2 separate regions of the Homo sapiens genome follow, and region 1 is linked to region 2. Evidence: chromatin loops called from intact Hi-C (ENCODE). Cell type or tissue: chondrocyte. All regions are shown on one strand.

Region 1 (4,000 bases), 400 kb after region 2:
AAAGAAGGCTCCAGGTTGTTAAATTTTTGGCGATGGGATGCCATTTCCTGGCCAAGAGGACAGGAGGACCAGAGAGAGAGGTGAGAGAGCAGCAAGTGACCTTGCGGGAGTCTCACGGCGGGAGTCTTTTAAAAATCAAAGTGTACCCAGAGTGTGATGTTCCCCTTCCTGTGTCCATGTGTTCTCATTATTCAATTCCCACCTACGAGTGAGAACATGCGGTGTTTGGTTTTTTGTTCTTGCGATAGTTTACTGAGAATGATGATTTCCAATTTCATCCATGTCCCTACAAAGGACATGAATTCATCATTTTTTATGGCTGCATAGTATTCCATGGTGTATATGGGCCACATTTTCTTAATCCAGTCTATCATTGTTGGACATTTGGGTTGGTTCCAAGTCTTTGCTATTGTGAATAGTGCCGCAATAAACATACGTGTGCATGTGTCTTTATAGCAGCATGATTTATAGCCCTTTGGGTATATACCCAGTAATGGGATGGCTGGGTCAAATGGTATTTCTAGTTCTAGATCCCTGAGGAATCGCCACACTGACTTCCACAATGGTTGAACTAGTTTCCAGTCCCACCAACAGTGTAAAAGTGTTCCTATTTCTCCACATCCTCTCCAGCACCTGTTGTTTCCTGACTTTTTAATGATTGCCATTCTAACTGGTGTGAGATGGTACCTCATTGTGGTTTTGATTTGCATTTCTCTGATGGCCAGTGATGGTGAGCACGTTTTCATGTGTTTTTTGGCTGCATAAATGTCTTCTTTTGAGAAGTGTCTGTTCATGTCCTTCGCCCACTTTTTGATGGGGTTGTTTGTTTTTTTCTTGTAAGTTTGTTTGAGTTCATTGTAGATTCTGGATATTAGCCCTTTGTCAGATGAGTAGGTTGCAAAAATTTTCTCCCATTTTGTAGGTTGCCTGTTCACTCTGATGGTAGTTTCTTTTGCTGTGCAGAAGCTCTTTAGTTGAATTAGATTCCATTTGTCAATTTTGGCTTTTGTTGCCATTGCTTTTGGTGTTTTAGACATGAAGTCCTTGCCCATGCCTATGTCCTGAATGGTAATGCCTAGGTTTTCTTCTAGGGTTTTTATGGTTTTAGGTCTAACGTTTGAGTCTTTAATGAGGGATAGCATTGGGAGATATACCTAATGCTAGATGACGAGTTAGTGGGTGCAGCGCACCAGCATGGCACATGTATACATATGTAACTAACCTGCACATTGTGCACATGTACCCTAAAACTTAAAGTATAATAATAATAATAAATGTTTCTTGCCATAAAAAAATAAAAAATAAAATAAATAAAAATAAATAAAAATCAAAGTGTGGAATAGGAGGGGATCTCCACGTGAATGGTTTCCCAACCCCCAAGTGGTGCTTATCAAAGAGAAAGACAAGGGTGGAGTGTGTGGAGAATGAGAGAATGTCTTGGGCTTTAACGCAGGAATACTAGATGGGTGGTGCTCTGGTCTTTAAGGTGTACTGCATCGAAGTGCAAATGGCTGCAACAAGGAGGCGAGAAGTGTACCCATGAGGAAACTGAGACACAAAGGGGTCAGGCAGGTTGTGAACAGGGGTTTAAGAAAAGCGTTAAATTACTAGCTGCGCCAGGATGCTCGGCAAGGTGGGAACCTGTTGAAGAAATAAAACTGCATCATGTGACTCAGCAAGGATGCGCGGCTATTCTGCCAAGAATCCCGTGGGTCGTTTTGACAACACCGGGGCCCAGGTCCCATGAGTAAGCCAGAATGGTTCATCGTGGGGGAGGATGATGACGACGATGCCCTTGCCTCTGTCGTGTGTAAAACGGCTGCGTGTGGGTTTCGTGCAGCGCGGTGGGGAGGGAGAGGAGAAACGTCCTGCCGCGCTACAGTCGCGTTTGGGTCAAAGGCACACGTGGAGGCAGTCGGCCAAAGTCACAATGCGGTGTATTTCACAGTGCGCGAACGACGTTCTCGGCCCCCAGGGGTGCGGGGCGCCTGCGCAGTGGGCCCGAGGCGTCGCGCGCTGCGGGAGCCAGGAGACCCCCGCCCCCGCCCCTCGCCCTCCGCCGCGAACGCGCACGTGAACGGGAGCGCGGACGCGTCCGTTAATGCGCCTCACCTCGCTCAAACCCTACCCGGCGGCGGAGGGAGGGAGACGCGCCCCCGACAAGCGAGTGGGGTCTGTGGACAGTCGCGGGCTCGCGGGCGGCGGCACCTCCTCCACTCCGGCGGGCCCGGGTTCGGCCGGCCGCCCATCGGACTGGCCGACTGGCTGACGCGCCTCGCTGCCCCCGCCTCCGCCTGCGCCCCGCCCAGCTTCATCTCTCCCTCCGCTCCCCGGGCTCGCGGGCAGACGGAGGCGCCTCTCTTTCCCCGCCCCTCGCCTCGGCCCTTTCTCTTCCCAGCACCTCGGCTGTTCCCCGGCGGCGGCAGCGGCAGCGGCGGCCCACACAGCAGCGAGAGGCGAGAGGAGGCTGCCTCGAGGAGGCTGCCTCGAGGATGAAGTGCAAACCCAACCAGACGCGGACCTACGACCCCGAGGGGTTCAAGAAGCGGGCGGCGTGCCTGTGCTTCCGGAGCGAACGCGAGGACGAGGTCCTGTTAGTGAGTAGCAGCCGGTACCCGGACCGCTGGATCGTGCCGGGCGGGGGCATGGAGCCCGAGGAGGAGCCGGGCGGTGCGGCGGTCCGAGAGGTGTACGAAGAAGCGGGAGTCAAGGGGAAGTTAGGCCGGCTCCTGGGCGTCTTCGAACAGAACCAGGATCGCAAGCACAGAACGTACGTGTATGTACTGACTGTCACGGAGCTGCTGGAGGATTGGGAAGATTCGGTTAGCATTGGGAGGAAGCGAGAGTGGTTCAAAGTCGAAGATGCCATCAAGGTTCTCCAGTGCCACAAGCCCGTGCACGCCGAATATCTGGAGAAACTAAAGCTGGGCGGTTCCCCAACCAATGGAAACTCCATGGCCCCATCCTCGCCAGATAGCGATCCCTAGTATGTACCGCTTGCGCTCGCGCAGACTTCTATTTGTCTGCCTCGCTTAAAATGCGTCCCGCCTGGAGCACCTCTCGTGCCATGTGCGGTCTCACGGGGAGGAGGGAGGCTTCTTTTGTTTCCTTGGCAGACCCTCTGAATCACGCTTGCAAACTGTCTCAGTTGCCAGGCCCTGTTTTCAAGACAGTTTGCACGTTTTTCAGATGCTTTCAAAATCGCTTCTTGGTTACACTGTAAAATGTTTCGGGGAAGCCTATGCGGCTTGGGGTTTTAGGTGCCTTAACTGTTCACCCTGCTTTTGGGAGGTGTGTGTGGGGGGCGAGGGGTGGGTGGGGATTGTGTGTGGAGTGTGTGTCTGCCTGTGCGCCCTGTGATGTTTTTGGTTCTTTTATATTTCACACATATTCGTGGGTGAGCGTGCGTGCGCATTTTTGATACCAGCCTTGTGGTTTGTTTGGTAGTGGAGGCCTTTAAAGTCTGACCAGCTTGGTTGTGTGGCATCTTTTAGTATTCTTTTTCCCCTTTAGTTTTCTCCTTCACAGCGTTCGCCCTTGTTGTCAGGGAGGCCTTCTGTGGTGGGAGTTGGTTTAAAAGATCAGTTTTGAATTTTTTTAAAAATTGGGAAATCCTACATGTTGTGCTCTTTCTGCACTCTACAGTCACTTTAGCTTCTGAAATGGGATCTCATTTGCCCCTTTCAGAAATTTCTTTTTCTGTTTCTATATGTAGATCATTTGGTTTTCAAAAAATTTTCACAAGTGGTAATTTTTCACTGCTGACTTCAAATGGCTATTTCCCATGTAGATTAACCTTATTGAATAGATGCTGCGGAGGATCTGCTAGCCAAACACATCTTATCAGAAAAACCGTATTCACAGAATTTGATTTCCCATACTCAACTTCCAACTCCCATTGCCCCTTACTGGATACCATAGAAGAACCATGGTTCTCTGGATTTAAGTTCGTTTTTGAAAGTGGTCTCCCTCCCATATTTGAATGTAGTGACATTCCGCT
Region 2 (4,000 bases):
CAGTGGCCAGTCGGGTGGTAGCGGCCAGTCAGGAGGACCTTGCCAGTCTGGAGGACCCTGCCAGCCCGGTGGGGTCTGCCATCCAGGTGGAGTCTGCCATCCAGGTGGATTCTGCCAGGCCAGTGGATTCGGCCAGACAACAGGGCCGGGCCAGACAATGGGGTTTGGCCAGATCACTGGGTTCTGCCAGATTACTGGGTTTGGCCAAATCACTGGGTTCTGCCAAGCGACTGGGTTCTGCCAGGCTGGTGGGGTCTGCCTAGCTGGAGGGCTCTGACGTGCTGGTGGGGTCTGCCTGGCTGTCTGGTTTTGCCAGCCTGAGGGGTTCTGCCAAGCCAATGGCGTCTGCCAGAGCACATTGGGGGGTGCGCCAGGTGGGTTCTGAGTGGTCACTGGAACTGGTGCAGACCTCCAGGTCCCTGCAGCCAGTGGGGCCCGCCTCTGATCCCCACTGCTGTTCTCTTCAACATTCAAGTTATTAATCTGCATCATCAGAGAGAAGTTCAGAATCACCAGTGGGTTCTGTGTCCTCACCTTATCTATTCCAGGAATGCCCTCTAAACCCTCACCTGTAGTGACAGCCTGACCCACTAGCCATTGGTCACCCTGAGTCCTGGGTTTGTCTTTCACTGTCTTCCAGGCAGGAGTTTCATCTCCGAGCCAGGCCAGGAGCAACCCAAAGATGGGGCCTGAGGCTTCTCCTCTTCCTATGTCCACCACTGGTTCTGCCTGTACCACCCTGAACAAATCACTCAAGTCACTTCACCTCTCTGGCACTTAATTTCCTTCTTTGTAAAATTGGCACTATGATCCCTACCTGGTAGGAGGTGCCTTTAAGGTTTAATGAGACAACCTGTGTGAATGTGCCTAGCTCAAGGCTTAACACATGGTGGTTACTAACATAACAAAATGTAAACTGAATTACATACAGGTTGTATATATTATTTGTGTCCATGTATTATCTCCCCATCAGTTTGTGAACATCCGGAGGACAGGAATAAACATTCTCTTCAAATGCCCTATAGCCTAGCTGAATACAGTTACATACATTGTTTTGTTTAGAACAAATGAACACCCTCAGAGAAGAAAGGAGACAGCCCCAAAGCAAAATGAAGTTAGCAGAGATCTCACCTTGCGGGTCCTCTTGCCCCGAATTATTGTCCGGGACTCCAGATTCTGAGCCTGGGAACCATCTGCTGATGTCTGTGCAGTTGCACCGTCAGGTTCAGAGATACCTGGGTCGGTCTCTATGTCAGCCTGGGAAGTGGCCATTTTGGCCTGATTTACATTCTGGGTCTGGGTATCAGCTGTTGGGGCCTTAGTGGTATCATTCCAAGCCTTGAAAGGGGTCTTAGGCCTGCTGTTGGCCAGGTCATTGGCATTGAGAGACTGAGAGAAATTGTAGGTGGCATTTGGGCCCACTTTAGTAGTGGCATTCTGGGCCTTGAAGGCCATCTCAGACTTGTTAGCAGCTAACTCACCAGTGGTTGCTGCCTGGGAAAAATCATAGGCAGCATTTGGACCCTTTGGGGTAGCATTTTGGGACTTAAAGGCTGCCTTGGGCTGCGTGTTGGGCACATCCTTGGCATTATGAGCCTGAGAGAAATCATAGACACCATTTGGGCCTTTTGTGGTGGCATTCTGGACTTTAAAGGCTGACTTAGGCCTAGCGGCAGCTGCTGAAACCTGAATGTCAGCCATCTCATTGGCAGTTGGGGGCTGTGAACTCTGGGGACTAGCAGCTGCGGTGGCCTGGTTAGTAGGTGGAGCCTCTGAGATCTGGATGGCCTCCATCAAGGTCTGCATAAGCAAGGCGCTGTCTTCTACGGAGGCCTCAGCCTGCAAACACAGGGGGGAAAAAATTAAATCTCTGGGCCTCTGAGGCAGGAGGTGGGGTGGGAATAGGGAGCCCGGGTGGCAGCGCAGCAGCGGAGCTGCAGGCGGGCGGTGGGTGCAAAAACAGGGGGGCTGAGGCAGAGATCTAGGGGGCCCGCGAGGGGCGATGGGGGACCAGGCGGGTACTAAACATGTGGCAGGGGTGAAGTAGGGCAAGGGCAAAATGAGGGGTGGGGCGGTATGCGGAAAGTGGGCACGAACAGGAGCCGGGGACGCTCCAAGAGGCGTGCAGTAGCAGCTCAGGACGGCAGGCGGATCGCGGAGTTGAGAATAAGGGGGGTCGCACAGAGTGGGGAATGCAGAAAGAGGGAGGGTGGAGGCAGGAGGCTGGGGGAGGGGGTGACAGACTGCTCTACAAGCGTCAGGATTCTGGAAAAAAAAAAAAATGGTTCCTTACCCACCCCGCATTCTCTGGGCAGATTGCCCTGACTACTAACAGGGTCTCCCCTCTCTCTGAGCAGGGACTGATGGCTGAAAAGAGACGCCCCTCCCCCCCTTCGATAAACGATGGGAATTCGAAAAGCCCACGGAGTCTAGTCACTAAATAGGGTCAAACCGGATCCCGGCGTTTGGGAGACCAAAGAGGCCCGCGGGGAGGGGTGACTGTCGGCTGGGGAAATGGTGGGGTGGGGAGTGGAGATCTCACCTGGAAGCCGAGGAGGCCCGCACCACAGTCCATTTTCTGAGCCATGGCTCCTGTCCCTCTGGCAAGAGCGGAGCCTGGGGGCTGTGGGAGAGGGGCAGGGCGTTATACTACAGAGGGCAAATACGAAGGACCTAATTGGGAGGGGGGTGACTGTGGTCTGACTGTGCGGGCGGATAAGGTGAATGTGAGGAGGAACGGATCGGAGCGGTAAAAGTGAATGGGCGTCCAGATGGAGGTTCTGAACCCCGAGAAGCTACTGACAGGGCGAAGCTTCAAATGGGGATCGGGAAGCAGATGAGTTCTGAATTCGGAGCGGGGGTGCGGTTGGGTTGGGATTCGCATTTGGGAAGTTGCATGGAGGTTTTGAGTCAGGAGGAATCATCTAACAGTACAGATCGAGGTCAAGGAATCTGAGGATTTCGAACGATGGGAGGGATCGGACAGGGGTTTTGAATCAGGAAGGATCGGGAGGGGCATTGAATTGGGGTTTGGGGGGTGGAAGGGGATTCAGAATCCAGGGTGAAGGGATCGGGATAAAAAAAAATGGGGGCCCGCACCAGGGGGCAGATGCCCAGTCTGGGGGCTAATTCTCACCTTGCCTCAGGCCCCAACCCCAACCCCCTCGCTGCCTCCCTTCTTCACGACTCAGAGGATCGGGATTGCTGGGCTCGGCTCTCAGCAGCCGCACTCTCTCCTTGTCCAGGAGAAAATGCCAGCGCGGCAGCTTGGGCGACCCCGCCTCTTCGCCTAATATACCACCCACCGCCTCAGGACGTTACGCGCATGCGCAAACACTGAAGAGCCAAAGTCAGTCCCGCCTGCTTTCCCAACAAAAGCTTCGTCCTGGAGACCATGATGCGCATGTGCGCTGGAAGGCGGTCCCGCCCCCTTTGCCAACACACCACCCCACCACCAACCAGGTCGACACTATACAACAGCACCTCCCCTTCCTCTACGCCCCCTCCCCCACAGATGCGCTGTGCCTCTTGGTCCCACCCCTTGCCCCACACACCGGCCCCCTACCTTTTCCGCAATGCGTCTCTATTCCGTCCCTCCCCTATTCAAGGCCCCTCCTGTCAGGCCGGCTTGCATCTCCACCCCCTTGTCCAGCATGCTTAGGTCTCTGTTTGGGGTCTCTAATTGCAACAAGTGTTAGACCTCTGCTGAGGAAACGGAATGGCCTGAGAGGATACACTATTGGAGCTAACAAAGTAGTAGTAGTAAGTCTGTGGCTGCCACGTGACTCCATGATTTCTCCCTCACCCCCTGCCCGCCCCCACAAGCTCCCAGACGCAGAAAGAACGTTAGTTTCTTCCCTTTCTTTCTGCAGCTCCGGTGATGGACTCATTTTGTGTGTGTTGGGGGAGGAAAGGAGGGAAGGGCACAGCTTGTACATCACAGCAGGATTTGTGCTGGGGCTTGTCTTCCTGTCACAGCAGCCCTGGGAAGTGGATGTCA

Evidence for each region. A loop is a pair of places that touch in the nucleus more often than their neighbours do. Peaks named below come from ENCODE experiments on the same cell type or tissue, not always from the same donor. Only the 100,000 strongest peaks of a DNase experiment are listed, where the experiment ranks them.
Region 1: it touches region 2 in a loop (10-fold over the local background); 3 of 110 quality-filtered maps call a loop at or near these places.

The regions. Positions count from the first base shown.
Region 1 is chrX:51,494,937-51,498,936 of GRCh38, reverse strand. It overlaps NUDT11 (nudix hydrolase 11), which reads left to right and starts at 2,345. Exons shown (of 2, transcript NM_018159.4): 1 at 2,345-2,986. The coding sequence starts at 2,493. RefSeq lists a silencer at 2,155-2,274. In chondrocyte, no CTCF peak of the experiment used is centred here; a DNase peak (open chromatin) is centred at 2,266.
Region 2 is chrX:51,892,892-51,896,891 of GRCh38, reverse strand. MAGED1 (MAGE family member D1) reads right to left here and starts at 3,269. Exons shown (of 13, transcript NM_006986.4): 1 at 3,137-3,269; 2 at 2,543-2,623; 3 at 1,132-1,839; 4 at 1-483. The coding sequence starts at 2,587. RefSeq lists enhancers at 2,493-2,542, 2,763-2,812, 3,125-3,214, 3,855-3,974. In chondrocyte, a CTCF peak has its summit at 2,171; DNase peaks (open chromatin) are centred at 23, 335, 2,561, 3,341 and 1 weaker place.